Regions from separate parts of the Homo sapiens genome. Here region 1 is linked to region 2. Evidence: chromatin contacts called from ENCODE Hi-C or POLR2A ChIA-PET data. All regions are on one chromosome and are shown on one strand. The core of a region is the stretch at or near the end of the contact, and the rest is flanking DNA. Distances in the headings are between cores, read along the strand shown.

Region 1 (6,039 bases), core at 3,262-5,761, 580 kb before region 2:
CTGGGGCAGACGACGAGGGGGCCAAGGGCAACACTGGCTGGCTAAGGGCAGCAGGTGGAGGCCGGGGCTGCAGGTGTGGTGTGGCCTTGAGCAGGCTCAGTTCCTTCCAGCTGTCTGCCTTGGTGTCATCCTCATCCCGCGGGCTAGTGGCCCTGTCAATGAACTGCAAGCACAGTCACACAGATCAGTGTATATGAAATCTGGGCAGTCATAGCAAAGCCCAGGGCAAAGCAGACCAGCGTGCTGGGTGGAGAAGCAGGTGCCCTGGGCTCCCATGAAGGCCTTGGGCAGTCCCCACCCCTCCCCAGGGCCCCTCTGAAAAGCCCAACCCTGTTGTCCTCCTCTAGGAGCTTCAGGCATGACCCGCCCACTTGGCCTTACCCGCTTCACGGCCAGGGTGGCAATGCCCAGCACAGCAGCCCCGCCCACGCCCAGCACCAGGCGGGCATTGGCCAGGAGGAAGTCCACCATGCTGCCCAGCCCTTCGTCGCTACGCCGCTTCCCCCGTTTCTGGGAGAACTCTGCCATGGTCTGCCTGTAAGAGAGCCAGGGGTGAAGGGGCAGCTCAGGTGCAGGTGGCCAGGCTGGGAGAGGGGCTGCTGTGGACAGGTGCTCTAGCTGTCCTTATGCTGGGTAACAGAGCTGAGCCCATGAGGGGGGCTTTCTGAGAATTTCTCAGAGAAAGGGGCCACCCATCCACAGGGGAGGACACCGAGGCCCTGGGAAATCACGTAAAGTACCTGAGAAAGGGCAGGGATGGGATATGAGCTTGGGTTTTGGGGTCCCAAGCCCCCATCTCTCATGAGGAGATGAGGGAGCTGCCAAGCCCCTTCTCCCAAAGCTGCCTGGAAAGAAGCTCACAAAGGCCCTGAGGCTTGTGCAGGTATAGGAAGGGGCCTCTCTCCCTGGAGCCCACCCTCCAGGACCTCTGACATCACCAGGGTGTCATCATCACTACCCCTATGTTACAGAGCTACAGGCTGCCAGCTCACAAGTGAGTGGTAAGGTCTCCAACCCATGACTGCAAGGCCTCCAGACTCTCATCCGCCCACAGAGTCTGACGGATTCTCCCTGTGCCAGGTGCCCAGGTCCTCAGCAGCAGCCTCATCTGAAGGTTCCTACCCAGAGGGCACAGCAGCCCTCTATGATAACCTCTTCAGAAGAGCCCAAAGTCCAGAGAAGACCAACAATTTGGGGCCCCAGCCAGTCTGGGGGACCACTGGGACCAGTTACCCCCAAATCTTGACAGGGTAGCCCAAGAGGCAGAGCTACCAAGTCAGAGCACGGGCAGAGTAAGACGGCCCAAGCTGCCCAGGCAGGCCAATGCAGATGTGCTTGTCAGGGTTGAAGCCCCTTTGGCAGGGCAGAAAGGGCTGCCCAGTGCCTCTGTACAGGGGGCTCTCTGGGCCTCTCAGTCTTGGGACAATGTGTAGGTAGTGGTGGGTGATGCTTCTCAACTGCCGGAAGGCCAAGCAACACAGAAAGTAAGGTGAAGGCCTGGGCCCCAGCCTGTTTGCTCACCTGTAAGATGGCATAGGCAGCAGTGAGGGGCAGATGTGGGCAGCCTTGAAGTGTGTGGCTGGGTGGGGGCCAGCACTTGGGAAGTGGAGGCAAAGATCTCCTAGGGCCCAGTCCACATTCCTCACGTTCTGCGAGGGGGACACTGCCCTCAGGCCCTGGGAGCTGAGAAGGGCTGGGACCTTAGGACATCAGTTAGACACCAAGCAGAACTCTCCCGGGGAGGCCTGAGCAGATGACCATGAGGTCACAGCCTGCCCGGGCACCAAGGACTTCTACCTGCCCTGCCAGAGTGTGGGTGCCAGGGGCCCAGTTGCCAGGTGACCAGATGCCTGGAGTAGCTGAAGCCTGAAGCGCTGTGTGACTCAGCCCCGTACACCCGCCCATTCGCCCCAGACTAAAAATAAGACGGTCTCTGGGGCGATCCCAGGCCAACCGGGTGACCCGCCACGGCCCCAGGGCCGGTTTCAATCTCCTCATCGGTGACTCGGGGATCAATACTGCCACCCGCCCCCAGAGAGACCAGGAATCTACTTTGCAAACTGTAAAGCGCTTTAAATACTCCCAACCTGTCTAAATTGGGACTCAGCCCCATCTCTGGCGGGGTCGCGCAGGCCTCAGTCCACAGCCTTCCAGCTCCGAGAAGCAGGAAAGGGCACGGGTGGCTGAAAATAACCCAAGTTTGCGCAGCGGGGCCCTGGAGGCCGTTTGGCCTTCCCTCCTCCGCCAAACCTGCCTGCCCTGGGCCCGGGCGGAGCAGGCCGCGCAGCAGCCCTAGGTGGGCGGGTGACGCCCCGTTCGCAGGATAAACCAAGAGACCGAGAGGGGAAGGGGGCTGGGCTAGGATTCGAACGCTGCCCTTGGTCCCCCAAAGGTCCCCTCCCCGCCTTCCCCAGCGGTGATCGCGGGCCACGCCCCCGATCTGCGTTCCGTCGCGCGCCAAGCCCCGAGCCCGGTGACCCTGGGGGCCGCCCCGCCGCGCTCCAGCTGTACCTGCGTCGCAGCTTCCGCACGACGACCGGAGGAGGCAGCGGGACCACGGCCCCGGAGCTCAGACCAGCCTGGGAATGGAACGTGAAGGACCCTGGAACCCAACGACTAGGGCCCCGGGGGCAGCCGCGGACTTCGCAGCACGCAGACAAGCAGGCCCTAACTCCAATCGGAGCGCTCGAGTCCAGCGCACAGGTGCCAAAATACTGCGCGGTTCAGCCAATGAAGGGCAGGTCCCGCCCCCCAGCCGACAGCCGCACTCCCTCTGGGGCGGGACTCCCTGACGCAGTCTGGATTTAAAGGTGCAGGGCTGCATTCCGAGACCGCGAACAGGTGACGTGACAGGCGACCCTCCAGGACGTCTGTGCGTTGTAATGTGAGCCTCCGGTGTGGAGGAAGCTGTCTGGGCCCCGTTCCTTCTGGGGACCAGGTAGAGAGGCTGCACATGGCTAGAGGCCCGGCACATCCAACCTCTTAGGTCACCTCTGCGAGAGAGTGTCTTGGTGGCCTCATTCTTACCTGTGGGCCTGAGGGGCACAGCGCCTACCCCTGCCACCTGCTCTGTGCGAGCTTGTGTGGGCCATTCTCCACCTGGGCATCAGTTTTTCTCCTGTAAAATGGGGACACTAGACCCCCTCCTCCCCTGCGAAGGATGGTTGGGCATATAACAGCTGTGGCTCATTTATTGGGGTCCTGCTATGTGTCAGCCAGGGCGAGCCCCCTTGAACAGCAAGGACCAAGACGGATGCTTCTCTTCTGGAGCCTCCCTTTGTAGGGGGGTACGAGCACAGGGGTGCTGACACTAAGTGGGAATAATAACCTGGCGCACAAAACAAAACAAAACGGAATAATAACCTGCCACTCACTGAGCGCCTGCTGTATGCTGCGAGCTACACGTGCATTCTTTGTTAATTTGCTCATGGTGACAACCTTAGAAAGTATTTTACAAATGAGGAAACTGGGTAGGGCGCGGTGGCTCACGCCTGTCATCCCAACACTCTGAGAAGCTGATACCAGAGGATCACTTGAGGCCAGGAGATCAAGACCAGCCTGGGCAACATAGCAAGCACCCCGTGTCTACAAAAAGTATAAATAAGGCCGGGCGCGGTGGCTCACGCCTGTAATCCCAGCACTTTGGGAGGCCGAGGCGGTTGGATCACGAGGTCAGAAGATCGAGACCATCCTGGCTAACACGGTGAAACCCCGTCTCTACTAAAAATACAAAAAAAAAAAAAAAAAAAATTAGCCGGGCGTAGTGGCGGGTGCCTGTAGTCCCAGCTACCCGGGAGGCTGAGGCAGGAGAATGGCGTGAACCCGGGAGGCGGAGGTTGCAGTGAGCCGAGACTGCGCCACTGCACTCCAGCCTGGGCGACAGAGCGAGACTCTGTCTCAAAAAAAATAAAAAATAAATAAAATAAATAAATTTAGCCAGGTGTGGTGGCCTGCGCCTATAATCCCAGGTAGTCGGGAGGCTGAGCCCAGGAGTTCGAGGCTGCAGTGAGCTATGATCACACCACTGCACTCCAGCCTGGGCAGCAGAGCAAGAAGACCCTGTCTCAACAAAACAAAAACAACACATGAGGAAACTAAGTCCAGAAGCAGGAGAGCTAGGACCCGAGGATCCAGGTGTCTCACTACCACCGGTCAGCCAAGTACAGGCACTTCCTGGGCCTCTGCGCCCCGGGGCCGAGGTTTAGAATCTCTCTGAGGTCAGGGCCAGCTTCATGTGCTGCAGCAGCGCAGGTGACGGTGCCTCGACCAGCGGCCGTTACGGCCCCTGCCCTGGGGCGCTGGGACTTAAGCCTGGAGATCGTGGAAGCCTCCAACTCCAGCACAGGGGGGGCCCGCACTCCTTGGTGCCTCCGCAGTCTTCGAACAGACGGGGAAACTGAGGCCCTAAGAGGCCTAAAGCCTACACTTCCCCGCGGAATGCGGCGGGCGCGGGCGGGTTAAAGGGGCGGGGCCGGCGCTGGCCCAGCCCGCGGCTCCCCCCAGCGCCCTCGCCCCGGCGCTCCCTAGCCCGGCGCGGCCCGGCAGCGAGAGCGGCGCCATGGAGGCCACCGGGGTGCTGCCGTTCGTGCGTGGCGTGGACCTCAGCGGCAACGACTTCAAGGTGAGCCGGGCCGGGCGCGTGCCGGGCCTCCCTGCAGGCCTTCTCTTCCGCCCGGCCCGCTTGGCCTCCGCTTCCTGTCCCGCTCGGCTCCAGGCCCTGCGTGTCCCAGGGACTGCGGCCGGGGCGGGGTGGGGCTCTCCCCTGGCCAGGAATGGACCTCCGAGGCCTCCGCCCAGTGCCTGTACGGGGAGACCGAGGCTGGGCAGGCCGGGGACGGACGCTTGGGCTCGGAGTCCCGCCGGGGGCCCGGCCGGGAGCCCCCACCCCGCGTCCGTGTTCTCGGTCTAGGCTGGATGGTGGCCTGGGGATCGGGCGAGCCTCCCCGCCCCTCTGAGGTCACACGCCCAAGCCAGGCCCTGACTCAGGGATGGCTGCCCGGCTGCCCAGGGGCGGGTGTGGAGCCGACTCATCACTGCCCTCTCCCCGCCACCGCCACCCGCCATACTGTGTGATCCTGGGCCTCTCAGATCACTTCCCCTCTCAGAGCCTAGGCTTTCTCAGCCGGTGAAGGGGCTTAAAAGTCTCCTCCTTGGACGCAAGGAGTATAGTGAGATTTGTTGGTGTGGAGAGTGTGTCAGGCCGGTGTGCCAGGTGCTGGGTGGCAGTTGTCTGAGCAGCTGCTGGACTGAGAGAAAAGGGACCGGAGCCCAGCCCTCCGCAGCCAGTGGGTGGGGCGGCGGGGTGGTTCCAGGACTCAAGAATGAGACAGGCATTGCCTGACCAAAGGGGAAGCAGAGAAAGAGAGGGAGGGAGAGCTGGCTGGAGGGTCAGCCTCACCTTCAGGGTGGGTGACTGGCAGGGTCGGCCTGGGTTGTTGGTCTGGGGCTGGGGCCGAGGAGGCAGGTTTTTCCTGCGTTTACCTGCCTGTGTACACACCTTTGACCCCAAGTACAAGTGGCTACACCACTTTTCCCTGACCCCATCCCCACCACCCTAACCTGGGGTCCCCGTTCCTCTTTGCTGAACTGGGAGAGTCCGAGTCACCAGCTGGGAATGTGGCGCTAGGGGGAAAGGAATATCAGCCGCAGGCACTGAAGGCACCTACTGCCCCAGACTTGGTGCCACAAGGGCTGGAGGTGCCGAGGTGGGCGTTCACACACCAGGGGAGTGCAGTGATGCTGGCCTGCCCTGCAGGGTGGGGAGCCACGGTCTCCGCAAGCAAGGGTTTGACCCTGGCCGTGAGTTGCCAGTGTGCTGATGGCAGGATGAGGGCACAGGTGGCGCCTTTGCAAAGGCTTGGAAGGGGGATCCCCCACCCCAGGCAGCCAGTCAGAGTGTGGAATGCTAGGTGAAGGAATTTGAGCCGAGCTAACCACAGAGCCGGATGCTGGGCTTTCACCTGAAACAAGCCAGTTTTGTCCTGGCCCTCCTGGGGCCCAGAATCCAGTAGGAGAGACAAATCTTAGGCCAACACTTTT
Region 2 (5,254 bases), core at 45-2,544:
TAGCCGGGAAAACGGGCGCCCCAGGAAGCTGGGGCCGCGACGGCCTAGGGCCTGGCTGGTGTTTCGCTTCCCCTCCGCCCCACCACGGAGGCCCCTGGCGCGACCAGGCTCCAAATGTCACCCTCGCGTCCTGCCACCCCTTGTCCCCGCCGCACTCGGCCCCCATGTCCTCCTCCCGGGTTCCCTGCCTTCAAGGCGCGTGAGAGGGGGGGCCGGCCTCGAAAAGGGCGGCGGGCTGCGCCGCCGTCTGTGGGGCGCAAGGCTCGCGTGTCCGGGGCCCCCGCCCGTGACGTCATCCCCGAAGGGCCCGTGCCTCCCGGGCCTGGCCGCTACAGAGCTCCCCAGGTCGCGGGGGCCGCTTCCTGCCCGGCCTCGGGGCCTGCGCACAGGCCCCGGGGCCGCTGCCCGGGTAGGGACACCGCAGAGAGCCCGAGCACCCATCTCGCCACGCACGGCCTTCGCCGGCCCTGACTCCCAAGCGATGGCCACGCCGGGCCCGGGTCACGCATGGGGAAGTCAGCTCCCCGTCCCCCACCTCGGACGCACTCACAAAGCTCACCTCCGCCCCCGGCGCCCCGCGAATGCACCCCACGTCCCCACCCCACGCTCCGCAAAGACTCCGCGCCTCGGCGCAAGCAGATCCCTTGCCACACTCGCCCCTCGCGCCCCCATGCCCCCACCCGACCTCAGCTGGCCGCACATCCCCCAGAAGACCCTCAGCCGCGGCGCAGGGCGCCCCCACCCTGCAGCTCCCCAGACGTCCATCCGGTGACCTCGCGCACCCCCCACACCACACAAAGCAAGGACCCCGCGGACCCCACATCTCCACCCAGCGCGCGCGCTCGGCGTCCGAACCCGCCTCGGCTCATCACCCGGCCTAGGATCCCGACGCCTCGCGCCGCCCCCGCCCCGGGGCAGGATACACTGCGCCCCCCGCGCCCCGGCGCTCGCTGCTCACCTCGGCGCCCGCGCTCACTCGGGGGCCTTGGGTCTGGCGCTGCGACTTCGCGGCCCGGAGGCCTGGGTGGCCATGGGGGTCGGGGCGCGGCGGCCCGGCCGGCCCGCGGCCAGGCAGGAAGGAGGGTGGGCCGCGGCGCCCCCTCCTCGCGCCGGCGCTAGGGCCGCGGGCAGGGCGGCCTGCTCGGCTCGCCTCTCGCCCTCGCTGCACTCGCTCTCCCACTCGTCTCTCGGAGCCCAGCCGCGGGCGGGGGCGGCGCCCGGGGACGCGGGGAGCGGGCCTTGGCCGCGCACCCGGCCGGGCCTGCCTGGTGTCCGCGGGTGCCGCGAGGAATGCGATCCCCTCCGCACAGGAAGAGCGGACGAGCGGACGGGCGGGCGGGCGACGCGCGGGGGGAGAAGGAGAGCAAGAGCGCGAGGAAAAAAGTTCCCGGGCGGCCTGGCTGCGCTCGCTCGCGGCCCCGGGCGCCAGGTGGGCCGTGCGCGCCCCGACAGCACCCCCTGGCGGTCCGCGCGCCCCACTGCGCGCCCCCCGCCCGCTGGCCGGCCTGCGGGAGGGGGCCTCTGCGGTGGGATCCCGGTGCGGCCTGGGAGGACACTAGCGCCCTGCGTACAGGAGCTTCCAGCGTCAGGCCAGGCCCCCACCCTCACCCCACCATTAGCCCTCACCTGTGCCCACTTCTTTGCAGTTTGAGAAACATTTTCGATTTCAAAACTCCATTGGCTTCATGTAAACTTCATTTACTGGGCACCTGGCACCTTGCTGAGTCTTGAGGAATCAGCAGAGACAATGCGGTCCCTGCTGTCGTGGAGCTGGCATCCTGGTGGGAAGAGACAGACAGCAAACAAATGCTTAGATACATGACGAAGATAATTTTAGAGCAGTAAGTGCTAGGACGAAAATTAGCAGGTGAAGTGACGGCTAGGGCTCCTTGGCTGGGGGAGAGAGAAGGAGGCCTGTCTGTGCAAAGATCTAAATAGCAAGAGGAACCGCCATGGGTAGAGTCTGGGAAGAGCATTTTGTTCTTTTAGAGGCAGGGTCTTGCTGTGTTGCCCAGGCCGAACTTGAATTCCTGGCCTCAAACAGTCCTCCCACCTCAGCCTTCTGAGTAGCTGGGACTACAGGGGCCTGCCCTCCTGGGAAGAGCATCATTGGCAGAAAGAACATCAAGTGCAAAGGTCCTGAGGCAGGAGAGAACTTGGTGAGTAAGTGGAATTGTGAGGAGGCCGTCAGCAAGGGGACAAGTAATGGGCACATTGAAGTCAGAGCCATATCGGGAGGGCCAGAGCCTGCAGGGCTGCAGAGAGCTCAGTGAGGAATTTGTTTGCAATTCTAGTGCAAGGAAGGTAGCCACTGGCAGACTTTAAACAGAGGCATGTTGAATGAGAGAGTCCTTGCATGAAACTTAAGGTACAGACCTCGGAGCAATTTCATGCCTAGGTCTCTACTTGCCATAGCTCAGGTGGGAGCTCACTGCCACCTGCTTGGGAAGCCTCTCAGCCCCACCCAGGCTCTAGGGTCTGTGGGATATGACCCCATTAACAGCCCCATCGAAGCCTCCCTCATTTGTCCTTTGGTAGGGCAGAGGGGAGCTGGTCAAGGCATCAGAGCTTGTGGGTGACCTGGGACAAGTGAATCCTGCATCTGCAAAATAAGGTATTGTGATAGATGGGGGGCCCTCACTCTGTCCCAGGCCTGCTGTGCCCCTTCTGTGCATGGTCTCATTAGATCCTGGTGCCCCCTCTGTGAGGTCGGCTCATCACATTTTGTGGATGAGGAAACAGGCGCAGAGTGGTGAAGTCCCCTGTCCAGGTTCTCAAGCTACAGGACAGAATCAACACAGGTCCCCACAGTCCTTCCTACTGGACTTGGCTACCCGTCTCCCAGGGTGAATGTCAAGAGCAAGACAGAGCTGGATCCCAGTGCGAACTGTGTTGTTTTAAGCTTGTTTTAAGTGCGGTTTCTGGATGACAGATCTGGTTTATTTTTATTTATTTATTTATGTATTTTTTTTTTGAGACGGAGTTTTGCCCCTGTTGCCCTGCCTGGAGTGCAATGGTGCGATCTTGGCTCACCACAACCTCTGCCTCCCAGATTCAAGCAATTCTCCTGCCTCAGCCTCCCGAGTAGCTGGGATTACAGACATGCACCGCCACACCCACCTAATTTTGTATTTTTAGTAGAGACAGGGTTTCTCCATGTTGGTCAAGCTGATCTTGAACTCCTGACCTCAGGTGATCCACCTGCCTCGGACTCCCAAAGTGCTGAGATTTCAGACATGAGCTACCGCGCCTGGCAAATCTGGTTTCTAAACGTGGCTCCTCTATGCCCAGCTGGGTGGCTTTGGGCAAACTACTTAACTTGCTGAGCCTCCGTTTCCTCATCTGTAGAATGGGGATAATAGTACCTACCTCATGGGTCTGTTGAGAGGATTGAATGAGGTACGTGTGGAAAGCATTTAGCTCACAGCCTGGCATGCAGTAAGTGCTATTACTGCTTTAAGATGCTAGATTAATGGGAACAGTCCCTATCATCCATCCAGGGCTCCCAATCTCCACCCCGAGCTGGTCTCCTGCCCTCCCTGCCTTACCTTAACCTGCTCCTGAGTGGAGCCTAAGGGAAGGCTGGTTCTAGGGACCCCAGTGGGAGGCAAGACAAGGAGGTCTTGCTGGGAGATTTCTGGTTCCCACACAAGGGTCCCCAAGACTAGCTTCTCCACCTGGAGAGGGTGGGAGACCAGCTGGAACCCCAAGGAGAGTCAATTTTCTGGCCTTGGAATTAGGTATTTTTTGTTTTGAAAATTCCTTGGTATCAAGTTTACATGACTGGGGCCACTGGACCCTGTAGGCAGGGCTGGGGGTACAAAGAGGATCACAAGCCTGGCCTCTTTGGGAGCCATAGCTCAGGCACCACTCAAGGAAGCACATTTGTTCAAGGGATTAGCATTTCTGGATGTCAGTTCAGCGAAGGGTTGGAGGAGGTGGCGATTGAGGCAGACCTCAGAGGATGGGCAGGAAGGGAGCCCTGGGTTGCAAAGGGGATGGGTGTCCCAGAGAGTGAGAGGAGGAAGGAATATGCAGGCAGATGGAAGAGGGTGTGCGGTCAAGGTACTAACAACTGCTTTTGTGTGTGAGTGTGAATGTGTGTATATGTGTGTGTAAGACAGAGTCTCACTCTGTTGCCCAGGCTGGAGTGCAATGGTGTGATCATAGCTGACTGCAGCCTCAAACTCCTGAACTCAAGCAGTTCTCCCACCTCAGCCCCCTGAGTAACTGGGACCACAGGCATACACCACTATGCCTAGCCAATTTATTTTTTATAGAGATGGCATCTTGCTATGTTGCCCAGGCTGGTCTTGAATTCTGGGCTCAAGTGATCCTCCTGCCTTGGCCTCCCAAAGTGCTGGAATTACAAGTGTGAGCCACCACGCCTGACCAGAACTGCCACTTTTGAGTACCTACTGTGTGCCAGGTGCCTAGGGATGTTGTAACAAATTCCACAAGTGGCTTAAAATAACACAAATTAATTAATTAATTAATTTATTTATTTATTTATTTATTTATTTATGACAGAGTCTTGCTCTGTTGCCCAGGCTTGAGTGCAGTGGCGCAATCTTGGCTCACTGTAACCTCTGCCTCTCGGGTTCAAGTGATTCTCGTGCCTCTGCCTTCCAAGTAGCTGAGACCACAGGCACATACCACACCACCAAGCCTAGCTAATTTTTGTATTTTTTGTGGAGAGTGGGTTTCACCATGTTGCCCAGCCTAGACAGATTTATTCTTTACAGTTCTGGAGGTCAGAACTCCAAAATCAGTTTCACTGGGCTAAAGCCAAGGTGTGGGCTGGGCTAGCTCTCCTGGTGCCTCCAGGAGAGAATCTCTTCCTTGCCTTTTCCAATTTCTGGAGGTTGCCTGTGTTTCTCAGCTTGTGACCCCTTGGTGACCTCCAGAAGCTAGAACAGGCAAGAAAACAATTGCTTCCATTGTCCCAGCTTCTACTTCCTCCCTTGACCTTCCTGCCTCTGCTCATGAGGACCCTTGTGATTCCATTCCGGTCCACCTGGATAATCCAGGCTAATCCCTCCATCTCAAGAAGACTCTTAATTTATTTAATCACATCTGCAAGGACCCTCTGAATGCTGTCTTGCCTCAACTCATTTTACAGATAAGAAAATCAAGGCTCAGAGAGGTGAAGTCACTGATCCAAAGTCACACAGCAGGTGAGTTTAGTCACCCATTTCATGCATGGAGAGCCCACTGTGGGTCAGACACTGGGTTAGACCCTGGGTTGCAATGT

Evidence for each region. Hi-C counts contacts between places; a loop is a spot of excess contacts on that map. ChIA-PET counts read pairs that join two places held with the same protein, here RNA polymerase II (POLR2A). Pooled maps may share reads with other maps.
Region 1: a loop to region 2 is called in a pooled map, with 4 times the contacts of the local background. The contact joins the promoter of FLII here to the promoter of RAI1 in region 2. A Hi-C loop is called at or near these places in 5 of 50 pooled maps. POLR2A ChIA-PET finds 5 or more read pairs at or near these places in 2 of 52 experiments (MCF 10A and activated T-cell).

The regions. Positions count from the first base shown.
Region 1 is chr17:18,257,210-18,263,248 of GRCh38, reverse strand. It overlaps FLII (FLII actin remodeling protein), which reads left to right and starts at 4,511. Exons shown (of 30, transcript NM_002018.4): 1 at 4,511-4,621. The coding sequence starts at 4,559. MIEF2 (mitochondrial elongation factor 2) reads right to left here and starts at 2,587. Exons shown (of 4, transcript NM_139162.4): 1 at 2,512-2,587; 2 at 382-535; 3 at 1-163. The coding sequence starts at 528. RefSeq lists enhancers at 1,038-1,657, 1,658-2,278, 2,900-3,029, 4,639-5,140, 5,140-5,219 and 1 more and silencers at 4,420-4,819, 4,830-4,969.
Region 2 is chr17:17,677,498-17,682,751 of GRCh38, reverse strand. RAI1 (retinoic acid induced 1) reads right to left here and starts at 1,294. Exons shown (of 6, transcript NM_030665.4): 1 at 959-1,294. It overlaps SMCR2 (Smith-Magenis syndrome chromosome region, candidate 2), which reads left to right and starts at 5,064. Exons shown (of 4, transcript NR_131243.2): 1 at 5,064-5,177. RefSeq lists silencers at 1-583, 570-742, 754-833, 894-1,033, 1,064-1,573 and an enhancer at 652-1,253.